Linked DNA regions of Homo sapiens: region 1 is linked to region 2. A link is a contact called in ENCODE Hi-C data. All regions are on one chromosome and are shown on one strand. Each heading gives the region's core, a stretch centred on a gene start or an enhancer-like site at or near the end of the contact. The rest is flanking DNA. Distances are from core to core; before and after follow the strand shown. Region 1 overlaps QSOX2 (quiescin sulfhydryl oxidase 2). Region 2 holds the start of CEL (carboxyl ester lipase).

Evidence for each region. A loop is a pair of places that touch in the nucleus more often than their neighbours do. Pooled maps may share reads with other maps.
Region 1: a loop to region 2 is called in a pooled map of psoas muscle, with 6 times the contacts of the local background. The contact joins the enhancer-like site here to the promoter of CEL in region 2. A Hi-C loop is called at or near these places in 2 of 50 pooled maps.

What each region holds. Positions count from the first base shown.
Region 1 is chr9:136,238,559-136,244,410 of GRCh38, forward strand. The region is part of intron 1 of QSOX2 (quiescin sulfhydryl oxidase 2); the gene reads right to left. Among named protein-coding and RNA genes, the nearest start is that of QSOX2, 4.3 kb to the right of the region's middle. RefSeq lists an enhancer at 655-1,183 and a silencer at 1,399-1,528. Within about 2 kb of position 1,518, at least 3 of the 41 ENCODE cell types and tissues checked have a DNase peak (open chromatin) inside an H3K27ac peak, as active enhancers do.
Region 2 is chr9:133,058,914-133,064,845 of GRCh38, forward strand. CEL (carboxyl ester lipase) reads left to right here and starts at 3,068. Exons shown (of 11, transcript NM_001807.6): 1 at 3,068-3,155; 2 at 5,491-5,641; 3 at 5,727-5,849. The coding sequence starts at 3,090. It overlaps LOC124902325, which reads right to left and starts at 2,419. Exons shown (of 2, transcript XM_047424377.1): 1 at 1,836-2,419. The coding sequence starts at 2,419. RefSeq lists enhancers at 1,279-2,030, 2,031-2,783.

The DNA.
Region 1 (5,852 bases), core at 268-2,767, 3.2 Mb after region 2:
CGGCGGGCAGCCTCCTCCCACCTGGCTGTGCCAACCCTCCCTCTGCCCCTCAGGCCCCAGCTGCCACGCGCGGCCTGGCCTCTCTCACACATCCCACTGTGCTCCGCTGGTTTCTGGTCTTCAGTTCTCCAGAGAGCAGCCAGAGAGTTTTACCTAGAAACCAGGTTTCCCTGCTTAAAATTGTTCTTTGGCATTCTGTTGCTCAGGAAGAAGACAAGCACCGTTTACTGAGCCTGCATCTGCCTGCTGCCGGGCCCTCAGGGACCTCGTGGTTGCCCCCTTGAGCGACCAAGACCCTATCAAAGTCCTTTTAGCCGGGCGTGGTGGTACCTGCCCATCGTCCCAGCTACTTAGGACGCTGAGGCAGGAGGGTCCCTTGAGCCCAGGAGTTCAAAGCCAACCCGGACCACACGAAGAGACCGATCTCTAAAACAAAAGGTCCCCTGGACACTGCAGTCTTGGCTGTCTCGGGTCCTCTGTGCTGGCCATGCCCCTGGCAGGGCCTTCACCTCGTGGCTCCTCTCCCAAGTCGCTGCCCTCTGACGCCTTGCTCTACCACCCAGGGCCACTCCAGTTTCTTTCTAATTGGTCTGTTCATTTTTCTAGGAGTTACAACCTATAGGTAACTCATTTATTTTAATTTGAGACAGGTCTCACTCCGTCACCCAGGCTGGAGTACAGGAGAGTGATCACGGCTCACTGCAGCCTCAACCTCCTGGGCTCGAGTGATCTTCCCATCTCAGCCTCCTAAGTGGCTGGGGCCACAGGAGTGGGGATCTTGCTATGTTGCCCAGGCTGGTCTTGAACTCCTGGGCTCAAGTGATCCTCCCACCTTCCAAAGTACCGGGATTACAGGCGGGAGCCACTGCCCCGGCCACTTCCTTGTTTTATTTGTCTTCCTGTTGACTGTCTGCTACTCCCTCTAAAGCACAGGCTTCCTCAGGTGGGGACCTCCCTGCTTTGTTCCCTGCTGTTCCTCCAACAGATGAATTTCCAGCGCAAATTCATCCCGGAGCGTGAATTCACGCAGAGCCCCTGCACACACTGCAGGGCGAGGGAAGTCCAGCTCCATCCACCAGTCCGCAGGGGCAGCACCTCGACCTGCCTCAGTAGAGCTACGCTCCCAACACCACCACCCCACTCAGGGTCAGTCCTGGTGAAGGGGCATGCGGGCACCCCACGTCGCCTTTGTCTGTCCTTGAAAGAATGCCAGGCCGTGTGCTCAGGGAAGGCCGAGCAGATGAGGGAGAATTTCAGTTACACAGGCCTCCCTCAGCAGCTGAACAGGCGCCAGGAGTACCGGCAAGGACTCGGCAGATGGACGGTATTCATGGCAACACAAAAGATATGGTAGTCCATATTATCAAATCAAATACAAAACACGTAAAAGGCTTAGCTTCAGGGCACTGGCCTCATTCAACGGGTACCCTCCCCTTCTCCTGCTCTGCCCACCTGTCTAGCTCTGAACCTCTAAAGCAGAATGCAAATGGCCTGCTTTCATTGGGCCTCTGGGGTTAGAGCCAGCTGAGAGGCACAGGGTGTGGCAGGGGCGGGGGTGCCCAACCCAGCACAGCCAGGGGGTTCCAAAGGGAGGCAGAAATGAGACCGCAGGCCTATTCTCACTTCTGCTCAAGAGCCTGGCTATTTTAGGACTCCAGTCTTAAAAATACTTGGGAAATAATTAAGCTTCTATATATAGTAGATTAACATTTATTTCAAATGTGCTTGTCAAATAACTCTAATACTGAATCTAACAAGGTTAACTCTTTACTGCTTGTCACGTTCTAATGAAAAAGTCTACAGAAGTCTAATGTATAGTCCAGTATCAAATCGTTCTAGAAAATGATTACAGTAAAGATAAAACAATCTCCCAAGTTGAAAGGCAACTAGGGAGCTGTGTTTAAGGGACAGAGGTCCACTGCAGCCTCTCCTTCCTGAGTCAGGGCCATGCTGGGGTCTCGAACTCCGCATACCAGTCCCTGGAGAAGACCCTCTCTGGGTGGAGCCCCCTCTTGGCTGAGCAAAGGTCTTCTTAGCTAAGCTCCAAGTTCAAGGCACAAGTTTGGAATAACAGGCCTGGGTAGAAATGAAACCCACCTAGCGACCAGGAGAGCCTAACACAAATCACCTAGAAGTTGCCAAGGGCTGGTCTGAGAAAACCCGGGCACACGCTACGGTCGCCTCATCTGGGGACTGAGGGCAGGGCTGGGTCCCATGGACTCTTGATCCCCAGCATTTAACTCAATTCTGGTAAACCAAAACTACACGTTCTTCAGCCTCGAAGGGTGCTCCGAGGTGACAGCAATTCCAATGCTGTTTATCTGTTGGTAGGGAATGACAGTCCCTCAGCCCGTCCTCTGTCAGGGAAGCCCAAGCAGTGCTTATGACCTGGGTCACCCCATGGCACGACGACCGGCATGACACAGCGGAGACGGCTCCCTGGACGTGGCTGTAAGGCCCTCTTAGCAAACCATCCCGTCTTACTTCAACAACAAGTAAGTGGCCTGGGTCTCTCGGTGTAGTCTCAGACGCACCAACCACAGCCACTGGGGAGGCCAGCGGGGAGCCCGGCTGCTCCGATGCACCATCCTTTCTGTAAAATACTCATGTGGTCGCCACAGCGGGGCTACATTAAGCCATTTCTGGGCCCGTAAGGAGACAGGAGGCCTCCACTGCCCAACTCTTCCTCCTTCCACCCTCTCCATCCTCCCGAGTCCAGTGAGCACCTGGCAGCTCTCACGGGCCGTCAGCCCCGCCAAATGCCCGCTGACACCTGCATGTCCCCCTCCCTCTGGCCCTTATTGTTTCTTTTTCCAGTAAACGGACAATGAGCCTGTGGGGAACACCAAGTTCTAATTCATCTCCAAGAAGCCTGCAGCCTAGTCGAGTAGACAAGAAACCAGACCAAGTGGGACAGAGGAGCTGGCAGCAATCACAGAATGCCCTACCCTTCCTTCAAGAGATGTCGGATGTGTCCAGCTCCCAACCCCCACCTGTCCTCTACAAAGACACAGGAATGAACTGCCATGGCTCCAGGTCACCCACACCTGGACACCCATCCCGGCCTGTCACTCAGCTGCGTGACCGTGACTATCCCACGCAACCTCACGTGCTATCACCTGCAACATGAGCGCCCCCGCACTCCTGAGGACAGGTGTGGGAGGACTCGGCCTGTTCCACGCAACCTCATGTGCTATCATCTACAACATAAGCGTTCCCGCCCTCCTGAGGGCAGGTCTAGGAGGACTCAGCCTGTTGTGGGTGGTGGCCTGCCCTGTTTTCTCAGGCTGACCAAGTGAAGGAGATGGGAGGGAACAGGCACCAGGGCCACAGAGGGCGCACGGGGACACAGGCCCTGCCTTTAGGGTGCACCCTCTTGTCCACTCAAGACTGCAGAGGCATTTCGGAGATCTCACCGGTCAGACGGGCCAAAGTGTAGCCCCAGGCCCTGGTGCCTCATCTTCCATCACAAACCCAGCAACCATCACTGCCAGGCAGATCTTCAGGAACCCAACAAGGTTTTGTTCTGCAAAGTACTTAGAAGTGACAGGCTTAAGCCAAATCTCCACAAACACTAGAATGACACTTGGTCACACCAAACAGTACAACTTTTGTTTCTTAAGCCACCTTCTTATAAGAAAAAACATTTATTTTCCCAGCCTTGAAAAAGCCAGTCAAGAGCTAAAGTTCAATCCAAATTTCTGAGGAAAACAAAGGTGCCCTGGCCTGTCCTGCTCCTTCCAGCTGGAGGCTCCTGGGAAGCAGAGCCCACACCTAACCATCCTCTCCAGCAGCCACAGGCATGAAGAACGCAGGGCGTGGCGGGCGCTGGCCAGGGGGACCAGTGGGAGAAGGCGGCTGGACACTCTAGGTAGAAGTGGGGGCCCAAGCCATGGCCTGTGTGCCCCCAGGGGATCAGCAGGATGACCTAAGTCACAGGTGATTGATCAGGGCCACAGGTGACTGATCTGAGTCAGGTCAACAGGGACATAAGAAAACATGAGAATGTTGACAACGGGAATGCCTGCATGCAGCCAGACCCCTGCACTGCCACGGGCAATGGGCGCCCTATCCCTGTGGGACAGCTCCACGCAGGGATGACAGACAGGGAGCCAGGCGCCAAGCAGACAGTTCTGAGCTGGCAGGTCTGGGCTGGGGCTGTGGAGAAGCAGGCATTTCTAACAAGGCCCTAAGTGGCCCTACTTTGAGAGTCCCAGCCTTAGAACAGCTCCGGGGACTCCTCAGTGCCAAGGGCCTTTCATCCCTTTCTACCCGGACTCTACCTCCCACAAGCCTCATGGGCACAGCTTGGCTCTCAGGACTGTAAACCAAAAATAAAATCCTGAGTCCCCTAACTGACTGAATTGAACCCCCTCTTGGCCAAGGAGACCCCAGGGCAACCTGAGGAAAGAAATTCCAGGCCCTGACGGCAAGGGAGGTCAGACACGCCTGGTTACATCACCTCCCTTTGGAGTTTAGGCAGAGCTGACCAGCGTGATGAAACAGAGATCACAGACAGACAGCACAGCCTCAGCAGCAACGACACCAAACTCCAGCCTGACTCGGGTACAGCACCACATGACAAATAGCACACCCTGCAGGAAATCAAAATATTTCACCCCCAAATACATTTATTTCCCTGACATATTTGAAATGGTCCTGCAAAGCTGTCTTTTGTGAGGGAAATTTGCATCTGTAGAGAATCTCCCTCCCTTTCTAGGTCTTTCCTGGATCTAGGAGACATTTAACGAGTCTGACAGCATTCAGGTCTGAAAAGAGACATTTACCCTCTATTCTCCCCAAGGCTGCTGCCTGTGAGGCTTCATCTACTTAACCTTGGCCTCCACAGCCCCTTTAGCTTAACTCAAGCATTTCTCTTTGCTGACTTCAAGTCTTTAGACAAAGCTTAACTCTTTCAATCAATTGCCAGTCAGAATCCACCTATGATCTGTAAACCTACCCCTTCCTATACCTTACATGTACTGATTTATGTCTCTCTGCCTATAACTTCTGTCTCCCTAAAATGTATAAAATCAAATTAACGTGACTGCCTAGAGCACACTTTCTTAGGACCTCTTGACACTGTTCCCCTGGCCATGGCCACTACACTTATTGGCTCAGAACAAACCTCTTTCAGTATTTTATAGTTTGGCTTTTTAGCCAACAGGACCCTCTGCCTGGGCTCCCTGAAGCCCTCTCCCTGCTGCCTGGTCAGGTCACCGCTGTCTTTCACTTTCAGCCATATCCTCCTCCAGTCTCAGTCTCAGGCACAAGCCTGTTCTTCCTGTCGTGACTGGGAAGACAGTCAGCCTCACTAAAGGAGGCTTACTGAGTTGAGTTCATCACACCACTGGGTATGGACGTTACTGTGTGGCTCTCAGGAGGGGCCTTCCTTCTGAGCTCCAGGGACAGTTCTCAAGGCTGCCTATGTGCTGCTTCGGTTACAGAATTTGCAATATTTGAATCTGGTACGATCTTTAGACTTCAGCGACTCAACTGAAAAAAAAAAATCAAAACCAAAACCCACAAAAAAAGTGACCAAGTCCTGCCAGGGCCACCTGCATTTTAATGAACATATCTGTTTCTGCCACTGAATAACACACAAGAACTGAAGGGTTCCCTACGTGATTGAATTACTTGTTTGTTTTCCTAAAAGCAGTGTCTAAAAACCCCACTGAACAGTTTTTCTGTCCATCTCTTCCAGTCTCTGACCTCAGTTCTGAGTCAGGTCAACAGGGACATAAGAAAACATGAGATCAAAGAGGAGGAATCCATTAGAATCAAAAGGCCCCAGCTCTCTAAGAGGAGAATGCATTTTAAAGATAACCATTTACAGTAACATACAAAAGCCC
Region 2 (5,932 bases), core at 1,818-4,317:
TTTGTTGAAGAAACAGTCAGTTGTCAGAGAATGGCCCTGTTCTGGATTGGCTGGTTGCTTCTGTGTGGTGCTGAACCTGCTCCTCTCTCCCCTGTATTTCCTGGGGACAGGTGGAGGCTCAGCCAGATTCGGGTTCAAGGTCTCTTCCTAGGCTGCGTCAGTCTGCATGCACGGGAGGTCTGCTTACTAGGATTGACCAGCAGGTTTAGGTGTTGTCAGCCTGATGTGTTGGTCTTTTATCTAACGGTTTTTGGGTTTCTGTGGTTTTTTGTTTCATTTGTGGGTCTTTTTTTTTTTTTTGAGATGGTCTTGCTTTGTCACCCAGGTTGGAGTGCAGTGATGCAATCAGGGCTCACTGCAGCCTCAACCTCCTGGGCTCGGGTGATCCTTCCACCTCAGCCTCCTGAGTAGCTGGAACTACAGGTTGTGTACCGCCATGCCCAGATAATTTTTGAATTTTTGTAGAGATGAGGTCTCACTAATGTTGTCCAGGCTGGGCTCAAGGGATCCTCCCGCCTCAGCCTTCCAAAGTACTGGGATTACAGGTGTGAGCCACTGCGTCCAGCCTATTTAATGGCTTTTGAATAGCCGTTGATAATTGCCTGGACCTACTACTTCCTTAAGGGTGCAAAATGGTGATTTTTTTGAATTATATCGTTCCCTCTGCATTTAGTAGCTGGAATCCTATAAAGGAATCTTCCTCATCGTCTGTTTGATTACCCTGAAATACTATTTTCACAGAAAAGAAGGGAAAATGCCTGTTATCACCTCTAACAGTTTTCAGAACAATGAGTTAGTGCCCTGGCAAGGGCCAGTGACAGGGCAGGAGGGGGTGGAGAGCGTGTTTCCTGGGCTGCCTGGTGAACTCTCACGTCTGTCAATTGCAGGCTTGCTTTTTCATGCCCAACTTGTCTATCTTTGCCCAGAGGCGGCCTCAGGTTGACCTCTGTAGTCCTTTGACACAAGCCTTGGGTCTTGGGCACCTTCCTTACTTACAGCTACCACGATGCTGCAGGCTCCAGCCCCTCCCTGGCATTTCCTGTTGCGGACCCGGCCCAACCATCTCCCCAGGGTGCACTCAGTCGGTGTGAATATGGTGTTTAGAGACCCCAGTCTGGTCACCAGGGGTGGGGCTTGCTCCTGGGATTTCGTTACTGCTAGGGCTTTGGAAGAGACAGAGCCAGGAAATAAGTTTTTTTTTTTTTTTTTTGCCAATTTTAAAAAAATAAAGTATGAGGCTGGGCACGGTGGCTCATGCCTGTAATCCCAGCACTTTGGGAGGCTGAGGCGGGCAGATCACTTGAGCTCAGGAGTTTGAGACCAGCCTGGCCAACATGGTGAAACCCAGTCTCTACTAAAAATACAAAAATCGGCTGGGTGTGATGGCGCACGCCTGTAATCCCAGCTACTTCAGAGGCTAAAGCAGGAGGATCCCTCGAACCCAGGAGTTCAAGACTGCAGTGAGCTATGATTGTGCCACTGCACTCTAGCCTGGGTGACAGAGACCCTGTCTCAAAAAAACAAACAAACAAAAAACCTCTGTGGACTCCGGGTGATAATGACATGTCAATGTGGATTCATCAGGTGTTAACAGCTGTACCCCCTGGTGGGGGATGTTGATAACGGGGGAGACTGGAGTGGGGCGAGGACATACGGGAAATCTCTGTAATCTTCCTCTAATTTTGCTGTGAACCTAAAGCTGCTCTAAAAATGTACATAGATATAAACTGGGGCCTTCCTTTCCCTCTGCCCTGCCCCAGCCCTCCCCCACCTCCTTCCTCTCCCTGCTGCCTCCCCTCTGCCCTCCCCTTTCCTCCTTAGCCACTGTAAATGACACTGCAGCAAAGGTCTGAGGCAAATGCCTTTGCCCTGGGGCGCCCCAGCCACCTGCAGGCCCCTTATTTCCTGTGGCCGAGCTCCTCCTCCCACCCTCCAGTCCTTTCCCCAGCCTCCCTCGCCCACTAGGCCTCCTGAATTGCTGGCACCGGCTGTGGTCGACAGACAGAGGGACAGACGTGGCTCTGCAGGTCCACTCGGTCCCTGGCACCGGCCGCAGGGGTGGCAGAACGGGAGTGTGGTTGGTGTGGGAAGCACAGGCCCCAGTGTCTCCTGGGGGACTGTTGGGTGGGAAGGCTCTGGCTGCCCTCACCCTGTTCCCATCACTGCAGAGGGCTGTGCGGTGGCTGGAGCTGCCACTGAGTGTCTCGGTGAGGGTGACCTCACACTGGCTGAGCTTAAAGGCCCCATCTGAAGACTTTGTTCGTGGTGTTCTTTCACTTCTCAGAGCCTTTCCTGGCTCCAGGATTAATACCTGTTCACAGAAAATACGAGTCGCCTCCTCCTCCACAACCTCACACGACCTTCTCCCTTCCCTCCCACTGGCCTCTTTCCCTCCCCTTCTGTCACTCTGCCTGGGCATGCCCCAGGGCCTCGGCTGGGCCCTTTGTTTCCACAGGGAAACCTACATGGTTGGGCTAGATGCCTCCGCACCCCCCCACCCACACCCCCTGAGCCTCTAGTCCTCCCTCCCAGGACACATCAGGCTGGATGGTGACACTTCCACACCCTTGAGTGGGACTGCCTTGTGCTGCTCTGGGATTCGCACCCAGCTTGGACTACCCGCTCCACGGGCCCCAGGAAAAGCTCGTACAGATAAGGTCAGCCACATGAGTGGAGGGCCTGCAGCATGCTGCCCTTTCTGTCCCAGAAGTCACGTGCTCGGTCCCCTCTGAAGCCCCTTTGGGGACCTAGGGGACAAGCAGGGCATGGAGACATGGAGACAAAGTATGCCCTTTTCTCTGACAGTGACACCAAGCCCTGTGAACAAACCAGAAGGCAGGGCACTGTGCACCCTGCCCGGCCCCACCATCCCCCTTACCACCCGCCACCTTGCCACCTGCCTCTGCTCCCAGGTAAGTGGTAACCTGCACAGGTGCACTGTGGGTTTGGGGAAAACTGGATCTCCCTGCACCTGAGGGGGTAGAGGGGAGGGAGTGCCTGAGAGCTCATGAACAAGCATGTGACCTTGGATCCAGCTCCATAAATACCCGAGGCCCAGGGGGAGGGCCACCCAGAGGCTGATGCTCACCATGGGGCGCCTGCAACTGGTTGTGTTGGGCCTCACCTGCTGCTGGGCAGTGGCGAGTGCCGCGAAGGTAAGAGCCCAGCAGAGGGGCAGGTCCTGCTGCTCTCTCGCTCAATCAGATCTGGAAACTTCGGGCCAGGCTGAGAAAGAGCCCAGCACAGCCCCGCAGCAGATCCCGGGCACTCACGCTCATTTCTATGGGGACAGGTGCCAGGTAGAACACAGGATGCCCAATTCCATTTGAATTTCAGATAAACTGCCAAGAACTGCTGTGTAAGTATGTCCCATGCAATATTTGAAACAAATTTCTATGGGCCGGGCGCAGTGGCTCACACCTGCAATCCCACCAGTTTGGGAGGCCGAGGTGGGTGGATCACTTGAGGTCAGGAGTTGGAGACCAGCCTGGCCAACATGGTGAAACCCCGTCTCTACTAAAAATACAAATATTAATCGGGCGTGGTGGTGGGTGCCTGTAATCCCAGCTACTCGGGAGGCTGAGGCAGGAGAACCGCTTGAAGCTGGGAGGTGGAGATTGCGGTGAGCTGAGATCACGCTACTGCACTCCAGCCTGGGTGACAGGGCGAGACTCTGTCTCAAAAAATAGAAAAAGAAAAAAATGAAACATACTAAAAAACAATTCACTGTTTACCTGAAATTCAAATGTAACTGGGCCTCTTGAATTTACATTTGCTAATCCTGGTGATTCCACCTCTCTGTTGTTCCCATTTTACAGAAGGGGAAACGGGCCCAGGGGCAGGGAGTGTGGAGAGCAGGCAGACGGGTGGAGAGAAGCAGGCAGGCAGTTTGCCCAGCATGGCACAGCTGCTGCCTCCTATTCCTGTGCAGGAAGCTGAAAGCCGAGCTACTCCACACCCGGGTCCGGGTCCCTCCAGAAAGAGAGCCGGCAGGCAGGAGCTCTCTCGAGGCATCCATAAATTCTACCCTCTCTGCCTGTGAAGGAGAAGCCACAGAAACCCCAAGCCCCACAGGAAGCCGGTGTCGGTGCCCGGCCCAGTCCCTGCCCCCAGCAGGAGTCACACAGGGGACCCCAGATCCCAACCACGCTGTTCTGCCGCCTGCGGTGTCTCAGGCCCTGGGGACTCCTGTCTCCACCTCTGCTGCCTGCTCTCCACACTCCCTGGCCCTGGGACCGGGAGGTTTGGGCAGTGGTCCTGGGCTCCTGACTCAAAGGAGAGGTCACCTTCTTCTTGGGCGAGCTCTTCTTGGGGTGCTGAGAGGCCTTCGGCAGGTCATCACGACCCCTCCCCATTTCCCCACCCTGAGGCCCTCTGGCCAGTCTCAATTGCACAGGGATCACGCCACTGGCACAAGGAGACACAGATGCCTCGCAGGGGATGCCCACGATGCCTGCATGTGTTGCTTCTGGTTCCTTTCCTCCAGTTCCAACCGCCGCACTCTCCCACACCAGTGTGACAGGGGGCCCATCACCCTAGACTTCAGAGGGCTGCTGGGACCCTGGCTGGGCCTGGGGGTGTAGGGCCACCCTGCCCTTCCCCACCTGGAACCTGGCACAGGTGACAGCCAGCAAGCAATGACCTGGTCCCACCATGCACCACGGGAAGAGGGAGCTGCTGCCCAAGATGGACAGGAGGTGGCACTGGGGCAGACAGCTGCTTCTCAACAGGGTGACTTCAAGCCCAAAAGCTGCCCAGCCTCAGTTCCGTCAGGGACAGAGGGTGGATGAGCACCAACCTCCAGGCCCCTCGTGGGGGTGGACAGCTTGGTGCACAGAGGCCATTTTCATGGCACAGGGAAGCGTGGCGGGGGTGGGAGGTGTGGTCCCTAGGGGGTTCTTTACCAGCAGGGGGCTCAGGAACTGTGGGGACTTGGGCATGGGGCCATCGACTTTGTGCCCAGCCAGCTAGGCCCTGTGCAGGGAGATGGGAGGAGGGAAAAGCAGGCCCCACCCCTCAGAAAGGAGGAAGGTTGGTGTGAAACATCCCGGGTACACTGAGCATTGGGTACACTCCTCCCGGGAGCTGGACAGGCCTCCCATGTGATGGCAAACAGGCCGACAGGAGACACGGCTGTTGCTCGTCTTCCACATGGGGAAACTGAGGATCGGAGTCAAAGCTGGGCGGCCATAGCCAGAACCCAAACCTCCATCCCACCTCTTGGCCGGCTTCCCTAGTGGGAACACTGGTTGAACCAGTTTCCTCTAAGATTCTGGGAGCAGGACACCCCCAGGGATAAGGAGAGGAACAGGAATCCTAAAGCCCTGAGCATTGCAGGGCAGGGGGTGCTGCCTGGGTCTCCTGTGCAGAGCTGTCCTGCTTTGAAGCTGTCTTTGCCTCTGGGCACGCGGAGTCGGCTTGCCTTGCCCCCTCCGGATTCAGGCCGATGGGGCTTGAGCCCCCCTGACCCTGCCCGTGTCTCCCTCGCAGCTGGGCGCCGTGTACACAGAAGGTGGGTTCGTGGAAGGCGTCAATAAGAAGCTCGGCCTCCTGGGTGACTCTGTGGACATCTTCAAGGGCATCCCCTTCGCAGCTCCCACCAAGGCCCTGGAAAATCCTCAGCCACATCCTGGCTGGCAAGGTGGGAGTGGGTGGTGCCGGACTGGCCCTGCGGCGGGGCGGGTGAGGGCGGCTGCCTTCCTCATGCCAACTCCTGCCACCTGCAGGGACCCTGAAGGCCAAGAACTTCAAGAAGAGATGCCTGCAGGCCACCATCACCCAGGACAGCACCTACGGGGATGAAGACTGCCTGTACCTCAACATTTGGGTGCCCCAGGGCAGGAAGCAAGGTCTGCCTCCCCTCTACTCCCCAAGGGACCCTCCCATGCAGCCACTGCCCCGGGTCTACTCCTGGCTTGAGTCTGGGGGCTGC